Linked DNA regions of Homo sapiens: regions 1 and 2 are each linked to region 3. The links are chromatin loops, found by intact Hi-C in ENCODE. Cell type or tissue: endothelial cell of umbilical vein. All regions are shown on one strand. Links, peaks and the distances in the headings refer to the core of each region. The heading gives the core; the rest is flanking DNA. Region 1 overlaps HS1BP3 (HCLS1 binding protein 3). Region 2 has its middle 11 kb from the start of HS1BP3-IT1. Region 3 has its middle 9.1 kb from the start of RHOB.

Region 1 (10,607 bases), core at 5,098-7,597, 170 kb before region 3:
GAGACCTAGTCCCTGTCCCTAGTCCCTATCCCGAGGGCCCCGGGGGCCCCTGGGGAGACAGGTCATTGCCTGACAGTTACAAAGCAGCACCAGTTATGACAGGTTGAGCAGAGGCATCAATTCCTGTAGGACTGCCCAGAAGACTTCCTGGGGTGGGGCAGAGAGAGAGCAGCCATGGCATCCCAGCCTAGAGGCTTCCTCTGACCCCCCTGCTGCTGCCTTCCCACAGCCCTGAAGCTATTTGATGATCCTGACCTCGGCGGGGCCATCCCCCTGGGTGACTCCCTCCTGCTGCCAGCCGCCTGTGAGAGTGGAGGGCCCACACCCAGCCTCAGCCACAGGGACGCCTCCAAGGAACTGTTCAGGTACCACCTGTCCCCAGCGGCGCTTGGCCAGCTCTGAGAGTGTTCTGGACAGAGCCAAGGGCCCGGCTCATTGCCCAGTCTCAGCCCCAGCCTCCTCTGAGGGGAGGACCCCAGGCCTGTGAAAAGTAGAAGCCTGTGGGTGCACATTGGGTGAGAGGCGGTGAAGGGGGCTGAGGGGGAGGATCCGCAGCCCAGGGCTGCTCAGCTAGTTCCAGAAAGAGAGAACTTTGTGTGCACAACCAGTCTTTCTTTTCACAATCATATTTTAACAGTTTATGTAAAGAATAATTAAATTATATAATTGCAAGAGCAGGTATAACTGGCATAAGCAAGTTTGGGAACAAATTAAACGGACTCATGGCAGCATGCAGCCCACCCAGCGAGGGGGCAAAGTGCAGATGTCTTGGTGATGGCCTCTCTGCCGGAGGGCCCGGTCGGCAGCTTTCACAGAAGGAAGGGAGAATGAGGCCTCAGCTGTCACATGGAGGTCAATTGGCAGAACCTGTGCCGGTGACAGCTCCTATTTCCTGAGTCCTTGCTGTGTACGCAGTAAGCCAGACTCCTTACACGCTCTCTTATGTAATCTTCACGACAGCCCCCTAAGGTGGATGCTATTTTCTCCATATTATAAGAAATCAAGTGTGGGACGCCACCTGGCTAAGACCCCTGCTCTGCCCCTGGCCTGGCCTCTCCACTTCATCAGGGACTGTCTGAGCACTTGGCTGGGTGATCTGCCTCCCCACCCAGCCCCCCAGTTCTCCCCAGGCCTTTACCTCCACTGGCCACATTCTCAGCAGACTCAGTGTTGTGCGTGTCTCCAGCTCCCACTCCATGCTCCAGGACACAGGACTGTGCCTGGGATTCAGAGGAAGCCAGGCCGCCTCTTTCCAGGAACGGCTTATGTGACACCAAGGCATGCAGGCCCTGGAGGCTGTCATCTGTACCCCTCATTAGCAGCCTCGGGCTATTAGACAGCCCTGCAAGTGCCCGCCAAGCCTGAGTCACCGTGACGGCTTCTGGTATTTACATGTCCCCAAGGCCCCTGGCATCTGTTCACTCTCATCCTGTGTCCTCGCTCCTGACATCCCAGCGGGCTGGAAGAAACCAGGATTGTTATTTTATTAGAGGGAAACCGAGGCACAGGGAAATGAAATACTAGAGTCTGCCTGCGGAGCAGCAGGGCCAGGCCGAGCATGTCTAGGAGTCCATGTGTCCCAGTGGGGTGGCTCTCGTGGGACCTTTCTGGCCTAGTTTATTCTAAATCCGTTACTTCCCAACCTGTGTTCTGCAGAACGTGGTACAGTGGGGTGGTCAAAGGCTATCTTCAAAGGGGCTCTGTGGCTGATGAATTGGGGAAATGCCACAAAAAGCAGGGCTCGTAGTGCGCGGGCCAGCACCACATGGCACTTCACGTTCTCATTCATCCCTGGGCCCCCCACTCTGTGGTGCCCCTTAGCATCCCGCAGAGCGCTTGGGGAGTCCCTGCTCAAAAAGTGTGGGTCCCGCACCCCCACCTTCACTTTAGCAGACATCTGCTAATGAAAGGATTAACTGCTTTTCTTTTTTTTAAATTCAGACAAATTCAAAAAGAGCCGTAACACTGGGATTAGCTTCTTGAGAGCAGGAACCACATTCATTCTTTGTGTCTGCCCTGTGACTATCCAGGGAGTAGTTGGACTTCCTCATAATAAAGAATGTTCTGATAGCCATTCATTCATTCATGCTTTCACCCCTTCGTTCATTCTGTCACTAGCCTCAGCCACCCTGAGGCCGCGTGGGGTGTACACTGAGCGGGTCGAGGCTAAGAAGGCTTTGTTCCTTCTGGCTGTGCAGCCACACCAGGGCAGGGCCTCTAGTCTAGATGTTTAGGTGAGTCTTGTCTTCCGCAGGAACCCAGGGAGAAGGAATGGGGCCAGGGTCTTAGAGCTCCCTTACCCCCCACTGGTTGACCTCACACCAGCTGGGCCTGGAGGAGAAAAGAGCTGGACCTTGCGCTAGTGAGAGCTAGTCCTAGTCATGACTCAGAAATAGGGTGCTTGGAAAAGGGGTGCCTTGCAGCCTCCTGTGTCCCAAGAGCAGCTATGCTGCCTCCCACCGTGGCTGACCACCCGTGTACACCACCCACCTGGGAGCAAATCCAGCTGCTGATTAGTTCCAAAGAGTCACTGCTTTGCCAAGCAGGCTAATCCTGAAATCTGACATAAGCCTCTAGCGGCTGCTTTATTTTCCAAAGGGCCCCTATTTGAGGATAATTCAGTCCCTTTGAGCTTTTCCCAGGTACCCTCAGCCTTCAATGGAGGCTGCATCATGCCAGTGGAGCTGGCACCTGCCCTGGGGGAGTCAAGGAAGGGCTGCCACTTGGAGGGAGCTCCGGAACATCTGACCTGAGGTGGCCAGGAGCAGACTGGCCATGAGTGACACCTCCTGAAATCACCTCTACCCCAAGACAGCTGGTCTGTCTATGAAGGCCCGGCTTGGGCCAGTCCCTCTGGGTTTGTTCAAGAAGGACACCTTTTATTCATTTCTCTGCCATCCAAACAGACTCTGAATTCTCTCTCTGGGGTTTGTGCCCCATCACAGGAGGTTGAGCCAGGAAGCAGGCAGGGTGTCCGGAGCTCCTTCCACAGCTGGCTCCAGGCAGGCATCCACCCCTGGGGGTGCTGTGCTGGACACCTCCATACTCACACAGGCTCTCTGGTAGTGCCAGGAGTTGTCCTGATCAGAGGTATCGCCTCTCTATCCCCACCCCTGCCCGGCCCTGCCCCAGGGCAAGAAGCCGCTGCTCATGAGCCTGCCTGGTTCTTCCTGTTCATTCTCATTCCCACCTCCAGACCTCTGCTGTCTGCTCCCTTCTTCAGAATTCTCTCCCCTATTCATGCCAGGCTCACCCTTCTGAAAAGACCCACCTTCCCAGGAGGCCTTCCCAGCCTGCTCTGGCCCAAGGGCTCACTCCCTTCTCTGGACTTCAACACCTTCTTTCCAGGCCTTTGCAATTATGTGGCCCCTGTCTGACTGGGCTGGGGGGTGTCCCTCATTGTAGGTGGAGGCACTGCTTTTCTGTGTCTTATGCCCACTTGCTCAGCCCCTGTGGCTGTCAGTAGACATCAGTACATACAGCCTTCCTGTACATTTGGAAACTACTTTCCTTGTGTTGTCTTATTTGATCCTTGTAAGAATCCCTGTGAGGATGGTAGAGCAAGTACAATCCCACTTTATAGAAGAGACTGAGGACCAGGGAGGAGGAGTGGCCTGAGGCTGCCTGATGGAGGAGTTGCAGGGTGAGGAACGGAAGCCAGTTCTCCTCCTGCAGTGCTGTGCTTCTGTGTACAGTTCCGTGCAGCAGTGCCAGTGACACTGTTACTCCTGCTTGTAGATGAGGAAGCCGAAGCTTGTAGAGACCAAGTGGGTGCTACAGGTCTTCTGCCTTCACTCACCTGATTCCAGCATGGCTGAGCGATAGACGTAGAGATGCCCGTTAGCACAAGGGAAAACCTCGCCGTGACACTGGAGTCTAGGTGCCCCAGCCAGGGGAACACACCCCAGAGAACCAGCCACATGCAGGCCAAGTCCTGTTCATCCTCACACTAGCTGTGGGTCTCAGGGCAAGGCCCTTTGCCTCTCTGCACCTCAGTATTCTCAGCTGTAAAACGGGGCTAATCTCTGCGACCACACAGTGTTTGGAGATTATTGAATGGGTTAATGAATGTGGAAATGTCTGGCCATCACGGGTGTTCAGCACAGAGCTGAGTGGGTGGAATGGATTGAATGAGTCTTCCACTGTGCATCTGGTCTCCAGAAATCAAGTTCTGGAGAATCAGTGGCCTGGCCTGTTTCTTGCCCTCAGTACCCAGGGATGGTCCTGAGTGACCGTAACACTGCCAGGGCTTTTTGCCCACCCACCAGTGGGAGATTAGAGGTCTGGGGTCATGACAGAGTCTTGGTGGGCCCTGGCCGAGGCCATCCTCAGCTCTCACTGGGTTCCGTCTGGCACCCGTGTGGCCCACAGCGGGGCACTGTGGGCGGGCCAAGCCTGTACCACCATGGCTCAGCGCCCCTGGTTATTCTTTCTCTGGCTGAACTTGCTTTGGATGAGGGCTCAGCTTCTAAGGGCCGATGTCCTGTTCCTTCCAACAAAGGCACTGTCACATACCATCCCCTCGAGGTCACTCGGCCTCCTGGGACTCCAGCGTCCTCATCTGCGTGATGGAAGCACAGTCATGCCTCCCCAGAGTGGCGTTTTGAGGATAAGATATGATAACGTGTCTGAAGTGCTGTACAGAGCGGGAACTCTGTACATAGTAGCTGGTGGTTATTTCTGAAGGGATTGGAGGGAAAGCCCCCTACAGAAGGCAGCGTGTGTCAAGTGGGGTCACCTGAAGAGCAACTCTCAGGAGGCTGCGTGGGGCCTGCCCTGTGCCTGCTTTGCTGTGGGTGGGAGGGAAGGAGAGCCCTGGCCTTCGTGTCTCCTCTGGGCAGGATGGGTGGAGGGGCCAGAGTGGAATGGGGCAGAGCAGGGCGGGGCCTTGACCTGGCCGAGGCTGGGCTCCCTGCCGCTGCCCAGCCCCGTGTGGGCACTGGCATTGCCTGGGGTCTTGTTCCTGTCACGGGGTGGCAGTGTTATGCTCAGGGTTCCTCCCTGTGGTTCCCTAGAGTTGAAGAGGACTTGGACCAGATTCTGAACCTGGGAGCTGAGCCCAAACCCAAGCCCCAGCTTAAGCCCAAGCCACCAGTGGCAGCTAAGCCGGTGATACCCAGAAAACCAGCTGTTCCCCCCAAAGCGGGCCCGGCTGAAGCTGTGGCTGGGCAGCAGAAGCCGCAGGAGCAGATCCAAGCCATGGACGAGATGGACATCTTGCAGTACATCCAGGACCACGATACACCAGCCCAGGCCGCCCCCAGCCTCTTCTGACCCTTCCATGCTGGCCCCTGGCCCAGCAGGCCTGTCTGTGGGGACATCGGTGTGAAGGGAAGGGACTGGGCCCTGCAGGGTCAGAACCTCCCCACCCCCAGGGGAGGCCAGGCAGAAGCCTGGGTCACAGCACCCAGAACTGCATGGTTCCATTTTCTCCGGGGCTGTGGGGCCAAAGTAGAAGCCTGCGGGCTGCGGGAGCGGCTCTCACCCTAGGAGCCAGAGCCCAATGTGTCTTATTCCCCGTGGACATGAAGGGGAGGGAGGGTGTGGGGATGCCTTGCCAACCAGAAGCCCAGCCCCAAGGATGAAGCAAGACATGTGGGGCCGTAGCGAGGTGTCACATGGGGCAGGGAAGCTTCATGCCCACGGGTTCTGCCAGCCCCAGCACAGACCCAAACTGGGGCTGGGCCTCTATCCCTCCTCTGCCTCTGTTCGCATAGTAAGAAGGAGTGACCGGTATCCTCCCCTTCCCCTACCCTAAGCTGTAGCCTGGGTGACTGACTGGCCTGGGCCTGGGGTGGGGACGTCCCCAAGCCAAATTACTCCAGGGCCTCTGCTCCTCGTGGCTGCCAGGGGCCTGCAGGGTCTGGGTGGGTCTCCCAGGAGAGGAATACTGAGTGGGAGATCGGCTGTCTGGAGTGTTCTGATGCAAGTCTCTCTCTCCTGAGCCTCCTCTTGATGCAAGCTCTAAAGGGAGAAGTCAGGCCCTGCCTCTCCAGGGTATAGACGGCCCTGCTAGGCCCCAGTTCTTCCTCCTTCCCCCTTTCCCAGGAAAGGCCAGCCCAGTCCATGGCCTTCTTGGGCCTCTGGGCACAGAGCCAATGTTCGTCATTGCAGCTCTCAGCAAACTGGGTCATAGCTTTCCCCACAGCTCAGCCTGGGGCCTGGGCAGGGCTCCCAGCCTGCACCGCCTCCCACTGCCAGTGGGGCATGATTCTCTCAGGCTTCTGCCCCGAGGCCTTCGTCGTCCTCAGGGTCTGGACTTGGTCAGTGGCCTTTCACCAGTGGAGCTGCCTTCCCAGGGAGAAGGAGCCGTGCGCCAGGGCAGGGCCCGTGCCTTAGACTTCTCCCGACCCCCAGAGCGCTGGTACACAGGTCTAGGCACCACACAGTGCTTTGGAAATTCTCAGTGAATGATGTTTAATAAAGCAAAAAATGTCAAGGTGTCTTTCTTGGATATAATTCTTCATGTTCAGAGCTAGTTTTTTGTTTTGTTTTGTTTTGTTTTTTAATGAAACAGTAGTTTTAAAGGAAATGCAACCACTATTGCTCCTTGGCCCTGTCCTGCCTGGCAGAAGCATTGAGCGGGTGGGACTAGGACCTCAGACCCTTTTCTGATAGACACCAAAGCCAGCCCTGAGGGAGCCCCCGGCTGATGGTGCGGGTGGTTTGCAGCCATCAGTGTTGAGTGTCTCAGCTCCTGGCCCGTGCCAGGACCTGTCTGCTCTGTCCTGCATCTGATCACGTCCCTCTCCAGCTGTGGCGCCCTGTCCTGAGCAGCTTCCCCTCCACCAGTGCTAGAGTGAGAGGAAACAGGTGGTTTTGGGGTCGAGAGCTGACTCCCTCCTCCTCCGTCTTAACCCAGGCTCAGAGGGTCAGCTCCCTCCCCAGGGCTCTGAGCCAGCTCTGGGACAGCTCCAGCACCGGCTCCACCCATTTGCCTTCCCCCTTCACACCCGCCCCTCCTTCCCAGCACTCAGCCCCGGGCCCTGCATCCCTTGCTGACTGCAGCGGAAGGTCTCAGTAGGAGTGGGGAGGGGATGGGGCCAGGTCTTCCTCCGAGAGGTGGCTCCAGCTCTCCTCTGGGCTTTGTCCCCTCCCTGCCCTTTCTGCACCCTGATGCTGGCTCCCTGCCTCCTGCTCCCCACCTGCTTTGGGTCAAGTGACATAGGAGCAGAGGGCACAGCGGGGTAGGTGGCCACAGGGGCTGGTGCTCTGCTTGGGGTCACTGGCAGAACCTGGCCTGCCCGTTGTGTATTCATCCACTGTGGACGCCACCTCCTCAGTGGTCTGGACTCTCTGGACACCATCACAAAGACCCCCAGATATTGATGCTCCAGTATCTGTGGCTTGTTCTTCACCCACAGGACTGCGACTCATGGCCAATCAATGATCCTTGTCGCCTGATAAAGCCTGTGCCTGTGACCCATTCCAGCCTGTGTTAGTGATGTTCTTTTCTGTGCCTAGGCTGATGGCAGACCACCAGGGAGGGGAGAGGGGGAGAGGATTGTCCTTTAAAACAATGGACTCAGCCAGGGAAGCTGCCCTGCCCCAGTCACCCAGGCTGCTGCTTAGGGTAGGGGAAGGGGAGGATTCTGGTCACTCCTCACTATGCCAACCAAGGCAGAGGAGGCATAGAGTCCCAGGCCCAGTGTGGTCATCGGGCCAGTAACTGCACAGCCAAGACCCATGTAGAAAGAAAGAGGACCCCTTTCTGTCTCCAGACCTACCCCCTATTCTCCCACAGTGGAGATGGTCTAGGCTTGGACTGGCCCTGGGGCCCTTTCAGGTCTGACATCAGATGGCCCTGCGCCTCTGTCAGCAAACCCGCCCTGGCCTTCAGGGCTCAGGTTCTTAGATGCAGCTTCAGCCCTGGGACCCAGGGATGCTGAAGTAGAGAGTTCTGTCAACTGAAATCCACTAGAGAACTAGAAACAGGTTCTCAGGGAGCCTGAGAGGCCTCCTGCAGGGACAGAATGTGGCCTCTATCCCCCCCAAGATTTTGGTTGGAGTCTTGTAGCTAAGATTGAGCTGGAGTCCTGGCTCCTGAGGACAGGCACTTTGGCCATTCTGAGAAGGTCTGCTCAGGCCAGGAGCCTGCAGCTGAGAGTTCCCTGTGGAAGGGAAACAGAAGTTTAACTGGGGACAACAACACTTGTTTATTTCGAAGCCTGTTGTGAGCCCATGGACAGGATGTACTGTCTATGGCTGGGGTCCCACTGCTCCCTTCCTCCCGGCATTGTTCCTCTTAGGAAGCCGGGAACTCAGGCCAGTTCTGGAAAGTCCCTAGGGCCTTCCCTGGCCAGGCCTGTGTCATGGGCCCCCCTGGAGAGCACCTACCTGTTGAGTACTGGTGTCCCATGACCACGTCCATACAATGTATCTGGGACTAAGTTCACCTCCATGTGCCCCACGGGCTCCTCTGAGTCTCAAGCTCTCACACAAGGTACAGACGAGACAGCAAAGTCCAGCCACTCTCTGGGGCCCTGTGGCCTTATTGTCCAGCGGCCACCTGGGCGTTGTGTTGACATACTTGGTGCAGTGATTTAATACCCGGTGTCAGGCTGATGTGGAGGGTCATTCCCATTTCTCTAGCTCACCAGCTGCCTAGCTGAGCCAATCCTGGGAAACAGAGAGGGTAACAGAGCTACCAGCATGTCCCCACATAGTGGTCCTGCCTGCTGCTATTGGCTTCATGTGGGTTCACAGCTGCCCAGAGCAAACATAGTCAATGCTCAGAGCCTCCTCAAGGAGCTGAAGTCTCAGCATCAAGCTATGAATGGTCCCACTCACTACAAACTCTGATCGCTCCAAACCATTCCCTGCTCAGCACCCTAAGGCCTTGCAGTTGGGGAAGCTGACTGAGGGGCCGGTGGGGAAGCAGATCCAGGGGCCGGTGGAGGAGCAGTAGGGACTGGCCCTTGAGTTCTCATGCAGCCCACAGCATCCTGTGAAGCAGCAGCCAGGTTCTGTGGGCACAAACGGCCAGGGTTCCAGTCCAGCTTGGCTGTGTGATATCCCCTCACCCCACAGTGCCAAGTGAAGAGACTTACCCACCCTGGGTCCTGGGAGGAAGCCAGGTAGACTATAAAGTCCTCTACGTGCCTGAAGGAATTTCAGTGGACTGGTCATGCTAGATCCTCACAGAGGGACTTCCCTGCCCGGTACCAGCTAGCTCCTAACAGGAGGTGGCAGGCCACTGGGCAAGTGATCAACAGGCCTGTCAACAGCTCAGTCAAGTCCCCAGCCCCAGTGCTGACCACTGACTTCTATGCCAGGCCTGGCGCTGCGACACACAGAATCCCACGCGGTACACAGATATCCACCCTCCTCTGTGGCTGGCCTCTCACTCCTGTGCTCCGTGGCTCTGGCTACTGGGAAGAGCCAAGCAATTTCATGTGTCGGGTCATGCTCAGGCTAAAGCTACAGCTTCTGAAGTGGGATTATGGGCTCAGCATGTGGCCTCGGTAAGCCGACTCTTTATTGCTGACTTTCAGAGGCCTGATGCTTCTCTGCCAACTCAGCACATAGCAGCCGCCTCTGAATGGCTTTTTAAATAAAGCTGGGCTAGCTCTCTCCAGGCCAACTGGCCAATCATGTCGTTTGTTTTCCCACATGCAGAGCTCATCCATAAACACTAAGCACGTAATGGGCACCTACCGTGTGCAGTACCTGTTCCAGGCAAGTTGGAGGAAGCAAAGATGAAAAAACTTGAGCCATTAAAGCCAATTCTACCAGGAGCCATGCTGAGCCTCTAGTTTCACTTCTGTTCTCTGGGCCTTCTGCCTGAACCTCAGGCACAACTAAAGGAGGTGCCTCCTCCATGCGGCCCTCTCTGCCTGTCCTTCCCCCTCTGCCACCTGCCAGCATGGACAGTTTGTTACCTGCAGCCTGGGCTCAGCTTTTGTTCCATTTCCTGGAGCTGCCTTGGCAAAGCACCATAAACTGGGTGGCTTTAAACCACAGGAATGTATTATCTCACAGTTCTGGGGGTCACGAGTCTAAAATCAAGGTGTTAGTAGGGCCATGGTCCCTCTGAAATCTCTAGGGAAGGATCCTACTTTGTTTTGTCCTGGCTTCTGGGGGTTTCCTGGCAACACTTGGGGTCCCTTGGTTTATAGCTGTATCACCCCAGCCTCTGCCTTTGTCTTCATATGAGTTTCTCTCCTCTGTGTCTGTGTCTTCACACGGTGTCTTCTCTGTGTCTGTGCCCAAATTTCCCTCTTATAGGAAAGAATACCAGTCATTGGATTACGGCCCACTGTAATCTGATATGACCTCATTTCCCTTTAATTATACCTGCAAAGGCCCTATTTCCAAATAGGAGCACCTTCACAGCGTCCTTGTGGACATGAATTTGAAGGGACGCAATTCGACCCAGTACAGTTACCACCTGTCCTGAGCACGTGGCATTCAGCAGCAAGCAGAGGCCCATTCCATTCTGCAAGGCATGCCCCCTGTGCCATCCCTGTGTACTCTGTGTGTTTCAGCAGTGCCATGTCGGTTTCACTCCCATGTGAGGGGACGTGTCAGGAGGAAGCTGGGCAGGCAGTTGTGTGTGTAGACACCCACCACGGGCCATCATTATAAAGTTCTGTCCTTTGCAGCTG
Region 2 (9,092 bases), core at 5,957-8,456, 150 kb before region 3:
CCACCACACCCGGCCTGTTTCTGCTACTTCTATGCAATATTGTACTGGAAGTTCTAGCCAGAGAAACTAGGCAAGAAAAAAAAAAGACATCTAGATAGTAAAATAAGCAGGAGAACCACATTTATTTGCAGATGACATGATCTTACATGTAGCTGATACTAAAGAATCTACAAAAAAACTATTATAGCTAATATATGAATTTGACAAAGTTGAAGGATACAATATTAACACAAAATTAGTTATATTTCTATACACACTACAAAAGGAAAATCAAGAAAACGATTCAATTTACAATAGCACCAAACACAATAAAATAACTAGAAATGAATTTAACAAAGGGAGGGGAAGACTTGAACATTGAAAACTATGTAACACCGCTGAAAGAAATTAAATAAAATTTAAGAAAATAAAAAGACATTCCATGTTCATTGATTAGAAGACTTGATATTGTTAAAATGACAGTAATCTCCAAATAGATCTACAGATTTAATGCCATGCTTATCAAAATCCCAATGTGATGTTTTTACAGAAATGGAAAAGCTAATCCTAAAATTTGTATGGAATTACAAGGGACCCTGAATAGCTAAAGCAATCTTCAAAAAGAAGAGCAAAGTTGGAGGACTTATACTTCCCAATTTCAAAAGTCACTACAAAGTTACAGTAATCAAAACAGTGTGGCACTGGCACAGGATAGACATATAGATCAACTGGATGGAATTAAGAGTCCAGATATAAACTCATACACGTGTGGCACTTGATTTATGACAAGGGTGCCAAGACCATTCCATGCAGAATAGCCTCCCAAGAAATTGTATTGGAGGGGACATCCACGTGTAAAAGAATGAAGTCAGAGGCCAGGTGTGGTGGCTCATGCCTGTAATCCCAGCACATTGGGAGGCTGAGGTGGGCAGATCACTTGAGGTCAGGAGTTTGAGACCAGCCTGGCCAACATGGTGAAACCCTGTCTCTTCTAAAAATACAAAAATTAGCTGGGCATAGTCATGGGTGTCTGTAACTCCAGCTACTCAGGAGGCCAAGGCAGGAGAATTGCTTGAACCTGGGAGGTGGAGGTTGCAGTGAGCTGAGACCACACCACTGCACTCCAGCCTGGGCGATGGAGCAAGACTCTGTCTCAAAAAAAAAAAAGAATGAAGTTGCACCCTACCTCATACCATATGCAAAAATTAACTCAACATAAATCAAAGACCTAAATATAAGAGCTATTACTATAAAACTCTTAATAAAAATATAGGGTAAGTCTTCATGACCTGAGATTTGGCCATGGATTATTAGATATGACACCAAGAGCACAAGCGGCCAAAAAAAAATAAAAAGATAAATTGATGAATTTATCGAAACTAAAAACTTTTGTGCTTCCAAGGACAACATCAAGAGAGTGAAAGACAACACAAAGAATAGGACAAAATGTTTGCAAACCATATATCGTTTAAGGATCTAGTGTCTAGAATATATAAAGAACTCCTACAACTCAACAACAAATAACCCAATTTAAAAATTGGCATAGGATTTACATAGGCATTTATTCAAAGAAAATATACAAAGGACAACAAACACATGAAAATATGTTCAGTGTCTTTTTGTCTGACATCTTAGCGAGGCTGTAGCGTTCACCGCTGCTCTCTGAGCTTTGCAATGCCACCCAAGGACAAGAAGAAGAAGAAAGACGCTGGAAAGTTGGCCAGGAAAGACAAAGACCCAGTGAGCAAATCCGGGGACAAGGCCAAAAAGAAGAAGTGCTCCAAAGACATAGTTCGGGACAAGCCCAATAACTTAGTTTTGTTTGACAAAACTACCTAAGACAAACCCTGTAAGGAAGTTCCCAACTGTAAACTTATAACCCCAGCTATGGTGTCTGAGAGACTGAAGATTTGAGTCTCCCTGGCCAGGGCAGCCTTCAGGAGCTCCTTAGCAAAGGACTCATCAAACTGGTTTCAAAGCAGAGTTCAAGTAATTTATACCAGAAATACCAAGGGTGGAGATGCACCAGCTGCTGGTGAAGACGCATGAACAGGTCCAACCAACTGTACATTTAGAAAAATAAAACTTTATTAAATCAAAGAAAAAGAAAATATGCTCAGTGAAATCATTAGTCAAAAATATACAAATCAAAACCACAATGAGATACCCACTTAAATCTATTCAGATGGCTAGAATTTTTTTTTTTTGAAAGAAAAATAACAAATGTTGGTGAGGATGTAGAGGAACTGAAAGCTTCATACCCTGCTGATAGGAATGTAGAATGGTATGGTCAATATGGAAAATAGTGTGGTGGTTCCTCAAGAAGTAAAATAGAATTACTGTATGACCCAGCATTCCACTCCTAGGTATATGCCCCAAAGAATTGAAGACAGGGGTTCGAACAAAACTCATGCAAGAATGTTCCTAGTGGCACTATTCACAATAGCTAAAAGGTGGAAACAACATAAACATCCATCAGTGGAAGAACAAATCAACAAAATGTGGTTTATCCATCCAACAGAATATTATTGAGTCATAAAGAACAGCCCTAAAGTATTAGTACAAGAAGTGCTGACACACACTAGGACATGGATGAACCTTGAAAACATTCAGCTGAGTGAAAGAAGCCAGTCACCAAGGGTCACACATTGTAGGATACCATTTATATGAAATACCCAGAAAAGACAGATTTAAAGAGACAGAAGAAGGTAGGTAGCTGGTTGCCAGGGGCTGGGAGTGCGGGGAGGTATAGGTTTTCCTTTGGGGGGTGATGACATATTCCGGAAGTCGATAGCAACAAGAGTTGTACAGCTTTGTAAATATACTAAACACCACTGAATTGTACCCTTTAAAATGGTTAAAATGGTAAATTTTATGTGATGTGTATTTTACCACCGCCACCACCAAAAACAAAAAGTTTACCTAGGACATGATGGGAACAAAAGGAAGGTGGCCTTGCCTGCCAGGCCGAGGCCTTGGAGTCATCGATGATGAGGGGTGAGGGTGACATGGAAAGCCTGAAGGGTGTGGAGGATGGAAGGCATGAAGCAAGTGGGGGGTGCAACCTGTGTCTATAGATGATGCTGAAATCTTGATGAGGAGAAGCTGGGGAGCCATGGGCCTCCCAGGTTTGGGAAGCTCGTGTGTGTTTGTGCACTTCCTGTGAATAATAAGAGCTGGGACTTGTCTGTCTTGGCTGCATCTAAACTGAAGACAAATTCTCCCCTGGTTTGGCAGGAAACATTTGAAGCTATTGCCAAGACATCTGTTTCATCATTCTTGGCAACAAAAGGCATCCTGAGAGAGAGACTCAAGGCTGGAACTGGGAACATCCATGATTCTTTTTCCTTTTCTCCCGTGGGACTTTAAATGAACGCTCCCAACCTCAAGGAGCCTGGGCTGCAGAGAATCTGGTGTTTAGGGAGAGAAATGAGTCGGAGTGGGGATGGGAGGGCAGGTAGTGCAACCAGGTGAGGCCCAATAATATCCTGAAAACCCAGACTCCGTGGCAGAGTCTCTCTCAGGGGATGGGATGGAAGCATCTTCCCTCCTCTGCGACCTGCTTGGCTTCTGGCATGAAGAAACTGGGGGAACTGGCCCAGAACAAAGAACACAGGTTTTGCTGTCAGACAGGCTGGATGTGAATCCCAGCTTGCTCACTCTCTAAGCCACCTTGAGCCAGTCTCTGTGCTCTCATCTATAAAAAGGGTAATCAATGTCTACTCCACAGATTTGTTGTTGCAATTCAGGGAGGTGCTCACGTGAAACATGAGCAGAGCCTGGCTCACTGGAGTGGCTCAGGACATGTCCTGGAATCCTCCAGAGAATTGGGCTGAGAGGCCACTGAGCCAGGCTCACCTATCCCTGGACCTCAGTCGACCTGTCTCTAACACGAGGAGGCCTGATGCTGACTTTCTGTAATCTCACGACAGAGAACTCCATGCCCAAGGCTGTCCCGGGGCAGTCTTTAAAAGCAGGCTCCTTATTCAGGGGCTGAGAGAAGCAGAATGTGGGGTGTAGACTAGAAAGCTACTGATTCTGCAGCTGAGGGGTGAATGACCACTGAAGTGTAGACAGCCTCTTAGACCATCCCCTAGGCTCCATGGGGAACAGGGACAAAAGAGGCATCCTCAGCTACACTGCAGCTCCTGCCTTCCAGAACCTCCCCTGAGTTTCTCAGCCCCTTAAGGTCTGATGAATTGTTATTTAAATATTTAAACATCATCAAGAGCACTTGTTAATTTCCAAAAAGGGAATCTGCAGGCCCCACTCATTTAGGATGTTGGGCACCTTCTGAGGGCAGGGGTCTTGGAGGGCCCTCTGGGAAGCAGCGGACTGGGCTCCTACCGAGCTCCAGCACTCTCTAGACCCAGTGCAGGCCCACTGGGCATCAGGCATAGCTGTCTCCATTTTAGGGAGATGAAGCGATTTGTGTGAGGAGCTTACATAGCTGGGAAGCGGCTGAGCCGGAGTTAGAACCCATCTCTGGAGGGCCATGTAGGACCTGGGTTCCCATTAACAGTCTACTGAGTAGGCCAAGCATGGTGGCTTCCATTATGTTTTTTAAAACGGCTTCATTGAGATATAATTCATGTACCATATAATTCACTCACTTAAGGTGTAAATTCAATAGTTGTATTACATGCATAGAGTTGTACAAATACTACCACAATCAATTTTATATTTTCATCACTTCTAAAAGAAACTCTATACTCCTTAGCCATCAAACCCCAATCTCTCTATCCCCTCAACGTTAAGCAATAACTAATCTACTTTCTATCTCTCTCTATTTGCCCATTCTGGACATTTTATATATATGGGATAATGTAATATGTGGATTTTTGGTAATTCTGACTTCTTTCGCCTAGCATACTGCTTTCAAGGGTCATCCATGTTGCAGCATGTATCAGGAGACCTGGGCCATTCCTTTCTAGGGCTGGATAACAATTCTTTGCATAGCTTTACCGCATTTTGTTTATCCATTCATTAGTTAATAAGCATTTGGCTTTTTTTCACCTTTTGGCTATTGTGAATAATGTTGCTGTGAACATTCATGTGTAGTTTTGGTGTGGACCTATGTTTCTATTTCTCTTGGACATATACCTAACAGTAGAATTGCTGGATTATATGGTGATTCTATGTTTAACTTTTTGAGGAACTTCCAGACTGTTTTCTAAAGTAATTGTGCCATCTTATATTCCCACCAGCATGATATGAAGGTTCCCATTTCTCCACCTCCTCCCTAACAATTGTTAATATCTGTCTTTTTAATGATAGCCATCCTCATGAATGTGAAGTGACAGCTCATGGTGGTTTTGATTTGTATCTGATGACTAATGATGTTGAGCATCTTTTTTGGTGCTTGTTATTAGCCATTTGTATATCTTGTTTGGAGAAATGTCTATCTAGATCTTTTGCCCATCTTTATATTGTGTTGTCTTTTTATTATTGAGTTTTCGAAAAGAGCTTCTTATGTATTCCCGATAAACCTTATCAGATATATAATTTGCAAATATTTTCTCCCATTCTGTGGGCTGTATTTTCACTTTCTTGATAGTGGCCTTTGAAGCACAAAACTTTAAAATTTTGATGAACTCCAATTTATCTAGTTTTTCCTCATGGGCTTGTGCTTTTGGTGTCATCGACTTTCCAGTTTTTAAAAACAATATTTAACATAGACAAATTTGACCATACCAAAACAGTCATCAGATTTCAAAAACTGTATACAAAATGAGCAATCATAAGGATTTGAGAATCTGTTAAAGAGCTATTGATGTTTCGGTTTTTTTCAAGCTCACACTTTAAAAACTTCTTTTTTATACTCCACTTTATTCCAAAAATAATTTGATGCCACTTTTGAAAATTTGAATAAGACAAAAAGATACCATAAATAAACAATTCTGAGCAAAATGAAAGTATGCATCTTGCGATGAAACCAAAAGTAAATTCCGTGCATAGAATTACATTCACAGAGCTTCCCAGTGACCAAAGCAAAGAGGGAAATACAGTTATTTATTAATATAAGATTTGCAGGCATATGACATAAAAGTGTATCTGTAGTTTAGAAGAGACGTTGCTCTTTCTGGCACAGAGGCCAGAAATAAATTCCCCCCGCATGGCTCCTCCTAAAAGGAGAATGTGTTTGAATTTATCAGCTAGAAGAGAGCAGGTCTTGCTCTCTTCTAGCTGATAAATTCAAACACATGGATGACATCCCTGATAACCTATCTCCTCACAGCCCAATTTCCTTTCCTTTGTATTTCCAAACCCACATCTTTCTGTCTTCCTGCCAACAGTTTCGCCACACACAAAATTGTCCTTGCTGTAGTAATCTTTCAAAAAACACAAATATGAGCCCCTTGCTTCCTTTCTTGAAATTCTTCAATAACTCCCAACTGCCCTGATAAAATCCAAACTCTTCAACATAACTTACAAGATATGAGAATGGCGTGAACCTGGAAGGCGGAGCTTGCAGTGAGCCGAGATCACGCCACTGCACTCCAGCCTGGGCAACAGAGCAAGACTCCGTCTCAAAAAAAAAAAAAAAAAAAAAAAAAAGAAGACACACTTGAAAACTGGGTGATTTATAAAGGAAAGAGGTTTAATGGACTCCCAGTTCCACATGGCTGGGGAGGCCTCACAATCATGGTGGAAGACAAAGGAAGAGCAAAGGGACCTCTTACATGGCGGCAGGCAAGAGCGACTTGTGCAGGAAAATTTCCGTTTATAAAATCATCAGGTCTCGTGAAACTTACAACCACGAGAACAGCACAGGAAAGACCCGCCCCCATGATTCAATTACCTCCCACCGGGTCCCTCCCACAGCATGTGGGAATTATGGTAACTACAATTCAAGATGAGATATGGGTGGGGTCACAGCCAAACGATATCAAACCCTCACTCAGATCTGCGTTCTCTTAGTTTATTCACACTTCTAACAAGCATGTGTGTTTTTCCAAGATGACGGCAGATTAGAAGCACCAAATTAAAGTGGCAAAGAGTTTCTACAGAATACTGATACTGATGGTTTATCAGTAGTGAAAGAAACTGGAAAATTATAAAAAGCAAGTCTAGATACTCAGTAAGGGAAGTAATCTGAAGCTGCTTAGTGCAGATACAAACTCTTCTGCTTAGCCAATAGCCCTGAAGATCAGCATATTATGTGATATGGTAGAATCTGCACCTTTCACAATGATGAAGCTAATGATAAACTATTTTCATTGTACTCAATTGCAAGAAGGCATGAGAATATGCAGTACTGTTTAGAATAATTTTCTTATACACTGGTCAATGTAAAACAAATTTTTAAGTATTGGTACTTGAATTAATAAAATATTAGTTAAAAAGAAAGTTTAACTCTCCGAAACAGTGCCCTCTTGTGGGTTTCATTAACTGAAGTTTGACTCCAGAGGGAAAGAATGACCACTCCACCCTAGAATTCTCTGCACCAATTTTTAAAATAATAAAAAAATTTTGAAATACAAGAGAAATATATATTTTTTTATAAAAATACAGATAAACCAAAGGAAGAAAAAGAATTACACACAATCTCATTTTTCAAAGATAACCACTCACATTTTAAAAGATTTTTCTTCTATATTTTCACTGTCTATACATATGGATATGAGTTTTTAAACAAAAATGTTGCTTATTTACAGTTTTTGTGAACTTGTTTCCACATATCATGAGGATTTTAATGTAGAAAATACAATCAGCATCATCATTTGAATGTCCACAATCCGTGCTATTTTATGGTTGGTCTGTGTGTTACGCAAATGTCTGTTGAACATTTGCGTTATTTCAGATTTTTCTGCTCCTGCTCTGATTCTGGGCCCCAGGGTGACTTTGTGGCTGATGCTGGACCCATTCTCTTTGGTTTGCTGGGTTCTCTGTGACTTGAAAGCATGATACATCTCCTGCTAGGGCCGTTGCGACTTGTAATAATGGCGCTTTGTGGTTTAACGAGAACAGGGCTCTATTAATCCCTCTTTGTCTGACCTCAGCCAACCTCGCCCTCAGTGGAAGCAGGATTCTTAGGCCCTTGGGACCCTATTGAGCTGTTGTCATAGTGATTGGTGCCAGGGGCAGGGTCACTGGGCCAGTGTCCCTAACCAGACCATCTCTGTCTTAATGACACCCGTAGATCACAGTTGTTCATTCCCAAGCGTGGCAAGAAAAGGGACTAACAGGCTACAAGGCCAGCATTTGGTCCGACTGCACAGAGGCTGGGCTGTTGAAGCTTTCTGAGGCCTGGCATTACTCTCCCCAGGAAGGAAGCTTAACTGATTTGGCCAAAGAGCCCCCAGGGGTCCCCCTGGGACCACTCTCAGGCCCCTGAGGGCTCGCATCTGGAATCAGCTCTCACTGCTGTAACTAAGGCTCACAAGGAACGCAGGCAGACAGGCTGCCTGTGACTTCACAGAGTGGAACTTCTTGTCACTTGATGGCAGGGCTGAATGAACCTTGGAGATTATCAGGCCTGTCTCCCTGGGGAACAGATGGGGAAACTGAGGCACAGGAGCTGGACCTGATGCTGGCATATCAAGGGCACAGTGCTAATCAGGCAGTCCCTCCCTACCTCCCACCTCCAAAGAAGAACATGTTTGGAGTCTCTTGTAAAACAATTGTTATTTTTACTGTAAGCTTTTAAAGTCAGATCTTTAAAAAAAAAAAAACAGAGTGTGTGTGTGTGTGTGTGTGTGTGTGTGTGTGTGTGTGTTACACAAGAAGTCCATGAATACATTTTCCTTGAAAATAAAATGGAACATGGCAGATAAGGCTCAAAGCCCCTTTGACCTCTGTCCACAATCCCAGCCTGCCTCCAGAGATAGCATCCCGGTTTGGTGTGTATCCAAATCTGATTTTAAAATACCTAAAGCTCATTTGCCTGCCTTGGGTGGCCTGGACAATTGGGGTGACACAGGCCACGTCCCTAACTGGGCACGAGCCCAGGCAGCTCGCTGGGACAGCGTGCACCCGTTGGCTGCCTGTGGCTGGCAGGATTGCCAACATGGGATGTACTTCCCTGCTCCAGGGCAGGGGAAGGGAGGAAGAGTGGGACCTGTGGGTACTGCTGTGTCCTCACTCCCCCTGGGGCCAGGACAGCTCCTCCA
Region 3 (9,744 bases), core at 7,245-9,744:
CCATTATGTAATGCCCTTCTGTTACTTTTTTTATCTTTGTTGGTTTAAAGTCTGTTTTATCAGAGACTAGGATTGCAACCGCTGCTTTTTTTTTTTTTTTTTTTTTTTGCTTTCCATTTTCTTGGTAAACGTTCCTCTATCCCTTTATTTTGAGCCTATGTGTGTCTTTGCACATGAGATGGGTCTCCTGCATATAGCACACCAATGGGTCTTGACTCTTTATCCAATTTGCCAGTTTGTGTCTTTTAACTGGGGCATTTAGCCCATTTACATTTAAAGTTAATATTGTTATGTGTGAATTTAATCCTGTCATTATGATGCTAACTGGTTATTTTGCCCATTAGTTAATGCAGTTTCTTCATAGTGTCAATGGTCTTTACAATTTGGTATGTCTTTGCAGTGGCTGGTACCGGTTTTTCCTTTCTATATTTAGTGGGTCCTTCAGGAGCTCTTGTAAGGCAGGCTTGGTGGTGAGAAAATCTCTTAGCATTTGCTTGTCTGTAAATGATTTTATTTATCCTTTGCTTATGAAGCTTAGTTTTGCTGGATATGTAATTCTGTGTTGAAAATTCTTCTCTTTATGAATGTTGAATATTGACCCCCACTGTCTTCTGGGTTGTAGGGTTTATGCAGAGAGATCCGCTGTTAGTCTGATGGGCTTCCCTTTGTGGGTAACCTGGCCTTTCTTTCTGGCTGCCCTTAACATTTTTTCCTCCATTTCAACCTTGGTGAATCTGACAATTATGTGTCTTGGGGTTGCTCTTCTCGAGGAGTACCTTTGTGGTGTTCTCTGCATTTCCTGAATTTGAATGTTGGCCTGCCTTGCTAGGTTGGGGAAGTTCTCCTGGATAATATCCTAAAGAGTGTTTTCCAACTTGGCTCCATTCTCCCTGTCACTTTCAGATACAACAATCAAGCATAGGTTTGGTCTTTCCACATAGCCCTCTATTTCTTGGAGGCTTGGTTCATTCCTTTTCATTCTTTTTTCTGTAATCTTGTCTTCACACTTTATTTCATTAAGTTCATCTTCAGTCTCTGATATCCTTTCTTCCACTTGATCAATTCAGCTATTGAAACTTTTGTGTGCTTCACGAAGTTCTCTTGCTGTGCTTTTCAGCTCCACCAGGTCATTTATATTCTTCTCTAAACTGGTTATTCTAGTTAGCAATTCCTCTAACCTTTTTTCAAAGTTCTTAGCTTCCTTGCATTGGGTTAGTACATGATCCTTTAGCTCAGAGGAGTTTGTTATTACCCACCTTCTGGAGCCTACTTCTGTCAATTCATCAAACTCATTCTCCATCCAGTTTTGTTCCCTTGCTGGTGAGGAGTTGTGATCCTTTGGAAGAGAAGAGGTGTTCTGGTTTTTGGAATTTTTAGCCTTTTTGTGCTGGCTTTTCCTCATCTTCTTGGATTTATCTACCTTTGGTCATTGATGTTGGTGACCTTCGGATGAGGTTTCTGTGTGGACGTCCTTTTTGTTGATGTTGATGCTATTCCTTTCTGTTTGTTAGTTTTCCTTCTAACAGTCAGGCCCCTCTGCTGTAGGTCTGCTGGAGTTTTCTGGAGGTCCACTCCAGACCCTGTTTGCCTGGGTGTCACCAGCAGAGGCTGCAGAACAGCAAAGATTGCTGCCTGTTCCTTCCTCTGGAAGTTTCGTCCCAGAGGGGTACCCACCAGATGCCAGCCGGAGCTCTCCTGTATGAGGTGTCTGTCAACCCTTGCTGGGAGGTGTCTCCCAGTCAGGAGGCAAGGGGATCAGGGACCCACCTGAGGAGGCACTCTGTCTCTTAGCAGAGCTCAAGCGTTGTGCTGGGAGATCTGATCCTCTCTTCAGAGCCAGCAGGCAAGAATGTTTAAGTCAGCTGAAGCTGTGCCCACAGCCACCCCTTCCCCCAGGTGCTCTGTCCCAGGGAGATAGGAGTTTTATCTATAAGCCCCTGACTGGGGCTGCTGCCTTTCTTTCAGAGATGCCCTGCCCAGAGAGGAGGAATCTAGAGAGGCAGTCTGGCTACAGTGGCTTTGCCGAGCTGTTGTGGGTTTCACCCAGTTCAAACTTCCTGGTGGCTTTGTTTACACTGTGAGGGGAAAACTGACTACTCAAGCCTCAGTAGTGGCAGACGCTCCTCCTGCCACCAAACTCAAGCATCCCAGGTCAACTTCAGACTGCTGTGCTGGCAGTGAGAATTTCAAGCCAGTGGATCTTAGCTTTCTGGGATCTGTGGGGGTGGGATCCACTGAGCTAGACCACTTGGCTCCTTGGTGTCAGCCCCCTTTCCAGGGCAGTGAATGGTTCTGTCTCACTGGCATTCCAGATGTCACTGAGGTATGAAAAAAAACTCCTACAGCTAGCTCAGTGTCTGCCCAAATGGCCGCCCAGTTTTGTGCTTGAAACCCAGGGCCCTGCTGGTATAGGCATCCAAGAGAATATCCTGGTCTGTGGGTTGTAAAGACAGTAGGAAAAGCGTAGTATCTGGGCCTGAATGCACCATTCCTCATGGCACAGTCCCTCATAGCTTCCCTTGGCTAGGGGAGGGAGTTCCATGACCCCTTGTGCTTCCAGGGTGAGGTGATGCCCCATCTTGCTTCTGCTCACCCTCCGTGGGCTGCACCCATTGTCTAACCAGTCCCAATGAGAGGAGCTGGGTATCTCAGTTGGAAATGCTGAAATAACCCTCCTTCTGCGTTGATCTCATTGGGAGCTGCAGACGAGAGCTGTTCGTATTCTGCCATCTTGCCAGCCCCTCTAATTTTTTTTTTTCTATTTTTTGTAGACACTGGGTTTCACCATGTTGCCCAGGCGGGTCTTGAACTCCTGGGCTCAAGTGATTCACCTGCCTTGGCGTCTCAAAGTCCTAGGATTACATGTGTGAACTGCCACACCCAGCCTATTATCAAGGCCCCTTTAAAGTCAAAATTCGATAACTTAATAGTTACTAAGAACCTACCATGTGACAGGCCCTGATCTAGATGCTGAGGCTGCAAAAATGTGTATGATATGATGCCCTGGGGAGCTTACAACTGAAAAAATCCTAAATAAACAAGAGTTGTTATTGTTCCATACTCATGTAGTCAACAAAATTTATTCCATTCCTGTTTGTGCTTAAGGTACTCTGATGAATCCACTCAAGGGAAGGAATCGAGATTTATTGAGGACTTAGAATAAGCTGGGCACTCTGCCGAGTATTTGGTTTGATCTTGTTTAATCTTCAAAATCATTTTACAAATAAAGAACCTGAGGCAGTAGAGGGCAGGAGGAATTGGCCCAAGAATGTGCAGATAGTGACAGACAGAGACTGGGCTTCTGTCTGTGGTCCTTGATTTTCCAGCTAAACCACACTGCCTGTCCTGCAGCAGCAGGAGATGAAATGATATGATGGGTTCCAGCCTGGGTAATATATCAAGACCCCCATCTCCACAGAAAATGTAAAAATTAGCCAGGCGTGGTGGCACCCACCTATAGTCCTAGCTGCTCAGGAGGCTGAGGCAGGAGGATCCCTTGAGCCCAGGAGTTCAAGGCTGTAGTAAGCTATGACCACGCCACTACACTCCAGTCTGGGCAACAGAGCAAGTCTCTAAAAAAAAGAAATAAACTAAAATTACAATGGGATATGTGTTATGACAGAAAGGAAGACATTCCCCTCTTACTCCACTCCTAACCCTCTTTTTTGAGGTCCCCAGCAAATTTCATGAACTTTGATCTCTTCTATTACCTAGCTGGGGATGAGAAGGTTGCAGAGGCCCAGGGTGAATCTGGGGCTCAGCTGCTTCTGCCTCCAGTTACCCCCTTCATGGTCGTGCTTGACATTCTGACTTCTTAGTTTACTGGTGAAATTACTCACCAGTTGGTCAGTATGTCATGGAAAGAGATTAGGTCATATCAGCCTGCTAGGAAACTCTTGGCTTTCTAAACCTGGTTAGCACTTTTTCCCTTTGAGTTGTTTATACATTCATTGCATTTCATCTTTATTTGTTCTTGCAGATTTGGCAGGTGACAAACTATATAATCCGTAACTTCTACCATTACCCATAAAGTTAAAACTTTGAACAATTCTCCTTTGGCATGGCTAAACCCACCTCAGAGAACCCAAGCTGGCTAACTTATGTTGGTGCTATCTTATGCATTTAGTCTGGATCTCCATTTGGCCAATGATTCTAGACATCTTTGGAGGAAATTTGTAGCCAGAAGATTGCTCAACCTAAGTAAATGGGGATAGATGGATCTTCCCATTTGCAAAATCAGCCTGGTTATGTGACCAAACATCAGAGTTTCCCATATTTGGCCATTATTGAAGAGCGTATATTTTACAAGTGATTTTTTAAGCACTTATACAAATACTATTTTTTATACTATCAGAATCCCATTTAAAATTTTTCTACCATTAAATGGCAAATGCATTCTTGCATTCCTTTTAGGTACCTCCAGAAGGTTTCAATTGTTTATCCAAGGGTCAAACAAGCTCTGGAATTAAATGGAATCAATCCTTAACAAAGTGATGAGTAACTTGCTTCTTGTAACATTTTTTCTTTCCTTTTCAGGATTAAAAGGAGAAGAAAAATATCCCCAAATGACAGCCAGAGGATAGAGGTCACCCAGAGTCATAAAAGCCCATGGTCTGTGTTTGTAGCCCTTGGAATTTCACATTCAGATCATGACTCCTAGAGTTAAAAACACAGGCCAGTTTCTCAATCCAGGATCCAAAACTTCCCAGCTTCCTCTGACACTTGAAGGTCAGCCCCTGGTGACCAGCACTGAGCACACTAGCCACCCAGGTGGTCCTGTGGAGGGTGGCCTGCAGCCCTGGAAATGCACTCCTGCTATCTGATTCTCAGGATTACCAGGAGTACTTCCCCCAGGACCTTGCTGGGCCAAAGCACACTGTGGAGATGGGGGTACAGAGAAGCCCTTTTCTCCATGGGTGCTGCCAGTGCCCAAAGCCTGGCCTTCAAGGAGAATGAACTTTCTTTCTCTTTTCTTTTCTTTTTCCTTCCTTCCTTCCTACCTTCCTTCCTTCCTTCCTTTCTTCCCTCCTTCCCTCCCTCCCTCCCTCTCTCTCTCTCTCTTTCTTTGTTTTTTTCTGGTTTTGCTCTGTTGCCCAGGCTGGAATGCAGTGGCAGAATGTTGGCTCACTGCAACCTCTGCCTCCTGTCTCCCAGGTTCAAGCGATTCTCGTGCCTCAGCCTCCTGAATAGCTGGGATTAGAGGCATAAGCCACCACGCCCAGCTAATTTTTGTATTTTTAATACAGACGGGGTTTAACCATGTTGGCCAGGCTGGTCTCCAGCTCTTGACCTCAAGTGATCTGCCCACCTCAGCCTCCCAAAGTGCTGGGATTACAGGTATGAGCCACCACACCCAGCCAAAGAGAACTTTCTTAACTTCCCTGTACTCACAGCACAGCCATTCTTCAGCTCATCTTCCTCTCATTGCTTATGGCAGCTGTTCCAAACTTTTGTCACTTCCTCAGGTCTCTTAGAAGTTGATGCTTCCTAAATTTCTGTAATTTATTTAATTAACTCATTCATTCAACTACTATTTGAGGTCCTAGGAGATGTCAAGCACTGTATAGGGCATTAGGGACACAGCAGTGAATGAGCGGACATGGCCCCACGCTTGTTGTGGAGCTTCTAAGCTAGCTCACAGTCCCTTCCAACTCCACTGACTTCCCAGGTCATCCCATCCCTTCTCCCAGCCTTCAGTTACAACCTGTACCCTGAAAACTCCCTCTTTTCTCAGCTGACCCAGAAATCCATCCAACTGGGCCAGACAGTGTCATATAGGCATCCTGGCTTCTGGCTGGCAATGAGGAAAAGAATCTCCTTATAAAGAGGATGGTTGAACAACTCGGCCAAGACTCATCCCAGAGTGCCTTTATCCTGGGGATACCTGCTCTGATCCCAGCTGAAATCTCCATGCTGGAAACCCTCAGGAAACCATTTCCCCTTCCCACCTGCCTAGGCAGGGATAATACACAGCAGCACTAAAGCCAGGCTACAGCTTTTAGCAGAACTTTCTTGAAGGTTCCTAGAGAAGAAAATTAATTATCCACCAGGTGGAACTTACAACTGGATATTGGATATGTTTTCTCCTAGAGTATACACTGGCCTGGACGGCCCTGATAGGCTCTCTCTGCCTACCCTGGTCACCTACGTAGAAAAGAAGTCACCTCCCCTCCCCATCTTATCCCCACCCAGAAATACTTTCAACACACCTAGAGCATGTTCTCAGAGAGGGAGGCCGGGAGCAGTGGCTCATGCCTGTAAACCCAGCACTTTGGGAGACTGAGGTGGGAGGATCACTTAAGCCCGGGAGTTTGAGACCAGCCTGGCCAACATAATGAGACCTCATCTCTACAGAACATTTAAAAAAAAAAACTAGCTGGGTATGGTGGTATGTACCTGTAGTCCCAGCTACTCGGGAGGCTAAGGTGGGAGGATAGCTTAAGCCCAGGTTGAGGTTGAGGGTGCAGTGAGCCAAAATCGTACCACTGTACTCCAGCCTGAGTGACAGAGTGAGACTCTCCCTCAATAAAACAGACAGAGAGGGGAAGGAGGCCCCCTTTCTCTGCTGTTTCTGGTCTTTTTTTAATTCTTTTTTAATTCTCCACTCTGTTGCCCAGGCTGGAGTACAGTGGTGCTCTCATATCTCACCACAGACTCCCAACTCCTAGGCTCAAGCAATCCTCCTGCCTCAGCCTCCCTAGTAGCTGAGACTACAGGCACATGCTGCCATGCCCAGATACTTTTTTTATTTTTTATTTTGGTAGAGATGAGAACTCACAATGTTGCCCAGGCTAGTCTTCGACTCCTGGCCTCAAGCAATGCCCCCACTTCAGCTTCCTGAAGTGCTGGGATTACAGGTGTGAGCCACTGTGTAAGGTCTGCTTTCTAAGACCACAGTTCCCATCCCAGGATTTTCTTCTTCCTAGGAAGATTGTTCTGACTAGGTCCTCTCCCTGCAGGGGGACTTCTTTCATCCATAGATTGTGGCCTTTCTGCCTGCTGAACAGTACACTGTAGTCTAACTCTGTAGAGAAAGTACACATATTGTGATGTGGGGGTCGGGGGAGGGAAGGAGGTTGAGAAGGACAGTGACTATTTGCAGAGATACCTTGCACTATCTATAAAACCAAACTCAATATGTCCCTCCCCACAAATCTACTCACCTTTTGTGGGTACCCTCCCCACAAATCTACTCATCTTTTGTGGGTACCCAAATTTGTGGGTACCCTCCCCACAAATCTACTCATCTTTTGCTTATTCTTATCTTAAATAATGGCATCATTATTTAAATAAATATGTCCCTCCCCACAAATCTACTCATCTTTTGTGGGTACCCTCCCCACAAATCTACTCATCTTTTGTGGGTACCCAAATTCGTGGGTACCCTCCCCACAAATCTACTCATCTTTTGCTTATTCTTATCTTAAATAATGGCGTCAGCATCCTCAAAGTCACCCAAATCAGAGTACTGGGCATCACCCTGGTGCCTCCCACTCAGGTTCCCACACCCTCTTTCTCCTAAATATCTTTCCAACCTGCCATCTCCTTCCCGTATCTGCACCTGGGTTCAGGCCTTCTCATCTCTACTGGAACCAGGGAAAAGTCTTCCTCACTGATCTTCCTGCCTCCAGCTTCCCTGCTCTAATCCATCCTCCACACTGCAGTTTGCTTTCTCAAACTGGAATCCCACCATACATGTAGGATTGTTTTCCTGGAGCCAGACTACCTGTGTTCAAACCTGTGTAAGTTTTGTGACCGTGGGCAAGTTGCTCGACCCCTGTGTAGCTCAGTTTCCTCATCAGTAAAGTGAGGATAATGGTGCCCGCCCCAGAGAGACTGTGGTCAGCTGCTTCTAAAATGGCTTCCAATGAGCCCACCTTCTGGTAGTCATGCCCTGTGTAATACCCTCTCATCATCATCATGATTATGACTTGTTTAGGCACACCACTATGCTAAAAACTCCAAAAGGGTAAGGATAGTGGCTGTCTGTTTAGCTGCTGTATCTCAAGCTCTTAGCATTGTGCTAGGTTCACAATCTTATAGTCAACGATAAAAGAATAAACAGGAAGAAACTGAACTGGGGTCCTCCAGACTCTTACCTCTTGGGCCAGAAAAGGAGCTGCTGAGAGTCGGGGGGCACTCTGAGAGCCCAGGTGCTCCTTCCAGCCAGAAGATGGACCAAGTAAGTAAGGACCCAGCAAGCTGGCACCCAAGGTCCCTTTTGGTTTCACAGCCTCCTTGAGGCCAGGGTGGAGGTTTCTCCGGAGCACAGGGATCACAAAGCTAGTCCTGTGTCTGAATCACATCCCTGGAAGGCACAGAGGAAACAATGAAATCTTCATCACCAACCCCCTCTCCTGGCCTGCCAGATAGATGCTCCTTGTTTTGTGAACAGGGAGCGAAGAGGAGAGGCTGTGTTTTACTTGGCTAGGTAATACCACTCTTCTTGACTGAAGAAATATACGCTAGAGGGACTAAAAGTAGAAAGTAGTTCTCACCCAAGACAGCTTTATTCCCAGAGGCGAGGCCCTACAGTAACATAAAGAAGCTGTATGTATCCTCGATGTGCCAATGGCCCAATTATCTCCCTCCCCACCCCACCCCCAAGATTTTTTCCACCTACACATCACCCACTCCTGCTTAAGATTTAGCTCAAATGATTCCTCCTCCATGACACCTTCCCCATCTTCCCGGGCAAAAATAGGTACCTGTGCCCTAGGCTCCTGTCGTGCCCTTGCCTAATGCCTCCATTACATCATGCTATAATTGTGGTCTTGGTGGATGCCTTCTTGCAACTGCCAGGGGGCCACCAGGCTGTGAATGAGCTCCTGGAGGGGGAGGACTGTGTTTTATTGCTTTTGTATTCCCACCTCATCAGAGTTCACAAAGTAGGTGCCAACGCTGATTAAATTAGAGTGCTGTTGCATTCTGAATTCAGGAATGGCAGAAATAGGTTGGGGCCTGGTGGCTCATACCTGTAATCCCAACACTTTCGGAGGAGGATATAACAGGACTGCTTGAGCCCTGGAGTTCGAGACCATCCTGGGCAAAATAGCAAGACTTTGTCTCTACAAAAAAAAATTTAAAAGTTAGCTGGGCACACCTGTAGTCCCACCTACTCAGGAGACTGAGGTGGGAGGATTGCTTGAGCCCAGGAGGTTGAGGCTTCAGTGAGCTATGATGGCACCACTGCACTCCAGCCTGGGCGACAGAGCAAGACCCTGTCTCTTAAAAAGGAAAGAAAGAAATGAATCTCTAGAAGGGCATTAAACCCATTTTTGCAGAAGAATGTAGGGAAGAGAAGATAGGAGTTATGTGTGGCTTATCTTAGAAGGAAAGCTCTCTGGAAGCTATGTACTCCGTTGTGTAAGGAAGTCAAGACTGCAGGGCATAGCACCATAAGTCTGTGGAATTTAATCTATTTTCATAGGAAACCACCTCCCTACTCTGTACACTGACAAGGACTCTCCCTTATTCGAAGCCAGTAGTTCTCAAAGTGTGGTCCCAACCAGCAGCTTGTCATCACTTAGAACCTTGCTACAAATTCAAATTCTTAAGCCCTAGCCCAGACCTACTGGATCAGAAACTGTGGGGTTAGGCCCAGCCATCTGTGTTTTAACCAGCCCTCCGTGTAATTCTAATACACACTTGACTTTGAAAACTGAAGTTCCAAGTCTACTGAAACTCACGTGAAAAAGACCTTAGAAATACAATCCAGATTGATTAAAGATTAAGATTAAAGGA

What was found. Hi-C counts contacts between places; a loop is a spot of excess contacts. Peaks named below come from ENCODE experiments on the same cell type or tissue, not always from the same donor. Only the 100,000 strongest peaks of a DNase experiment are listed, where the experiment ranks them.
Region 1: it touches region 3 in a loop (4-fold over the local background); 39 of 110 quality-filtered maps call a loop at or near these places.
Region 2: it touches region 3 in a loop (8-fold over the local background); 49 of 110 quality-filtered maps call a loop at or near these places.

Annotation. Positions count from the first base shown.
Region 1 is chr2:20,613,654-20,624,260 of GRCh38, reverse strand. It overlaps HS1BP3 (HCLS1 binding protein 3), which reads left to right. Exons shown (of 7, transcript NM_022460.4): 6 at 230-365; 7 at 5,016-6,443. The coding sequence ends at 5,274. Among named protein-coding and RNA genes, the nearest start is that of HS1BP3-IT1, 26 kb to the right of the region's middle. RefSeq lists enhancers at 6,053-6,162, 6,547-7,438, 8,353-9,305. In endothelial cell of umbilical vein, for the core only: a CTCF peak has its summit at 6,234; DNase peaks (open chromatin) are centred at 6,120 and 6,870; H3K27ac peaks cover 2,126 bases.
Region 2 is chr2:20,599,216-20,608,307 of GRCh38, reverse strand. It overlaps a transcript of HS1BP3 not described here and the pseudogene RPS25P3. Among named protein-coding and RNA genes, the nearest start is that of HS1BP3-IT1, 11 kb to the right of the region's middle. RefSeq lists an enhancer at 8,499-9,092. In endothelial cell of umbilical vein, for the core only: a CTCF peak has its summit at 7,374 (motif pointing left); DNase peaks (open chromatin) are centred at 6,727, 7,227 and 8,343; H3K27ac peaks cover 661 bases.
Region 3 is chr2:20,451,303-20,461,046 of GRCh38, reverse strand. No RefSeq gene overlaps it. Among named protein-coding and RNA genes, the nearest start is that of RHOB, 9.1 kb to the right of the region's middle. In endothelial cell of umbilical vein, for the core only: a CTCF peak has its summit at 8,361; DNase peaks (open chromatin) are centred at 7,636, 8,606, 8,836 and 9,566; H3K27ac peaks cover 1,558 bases.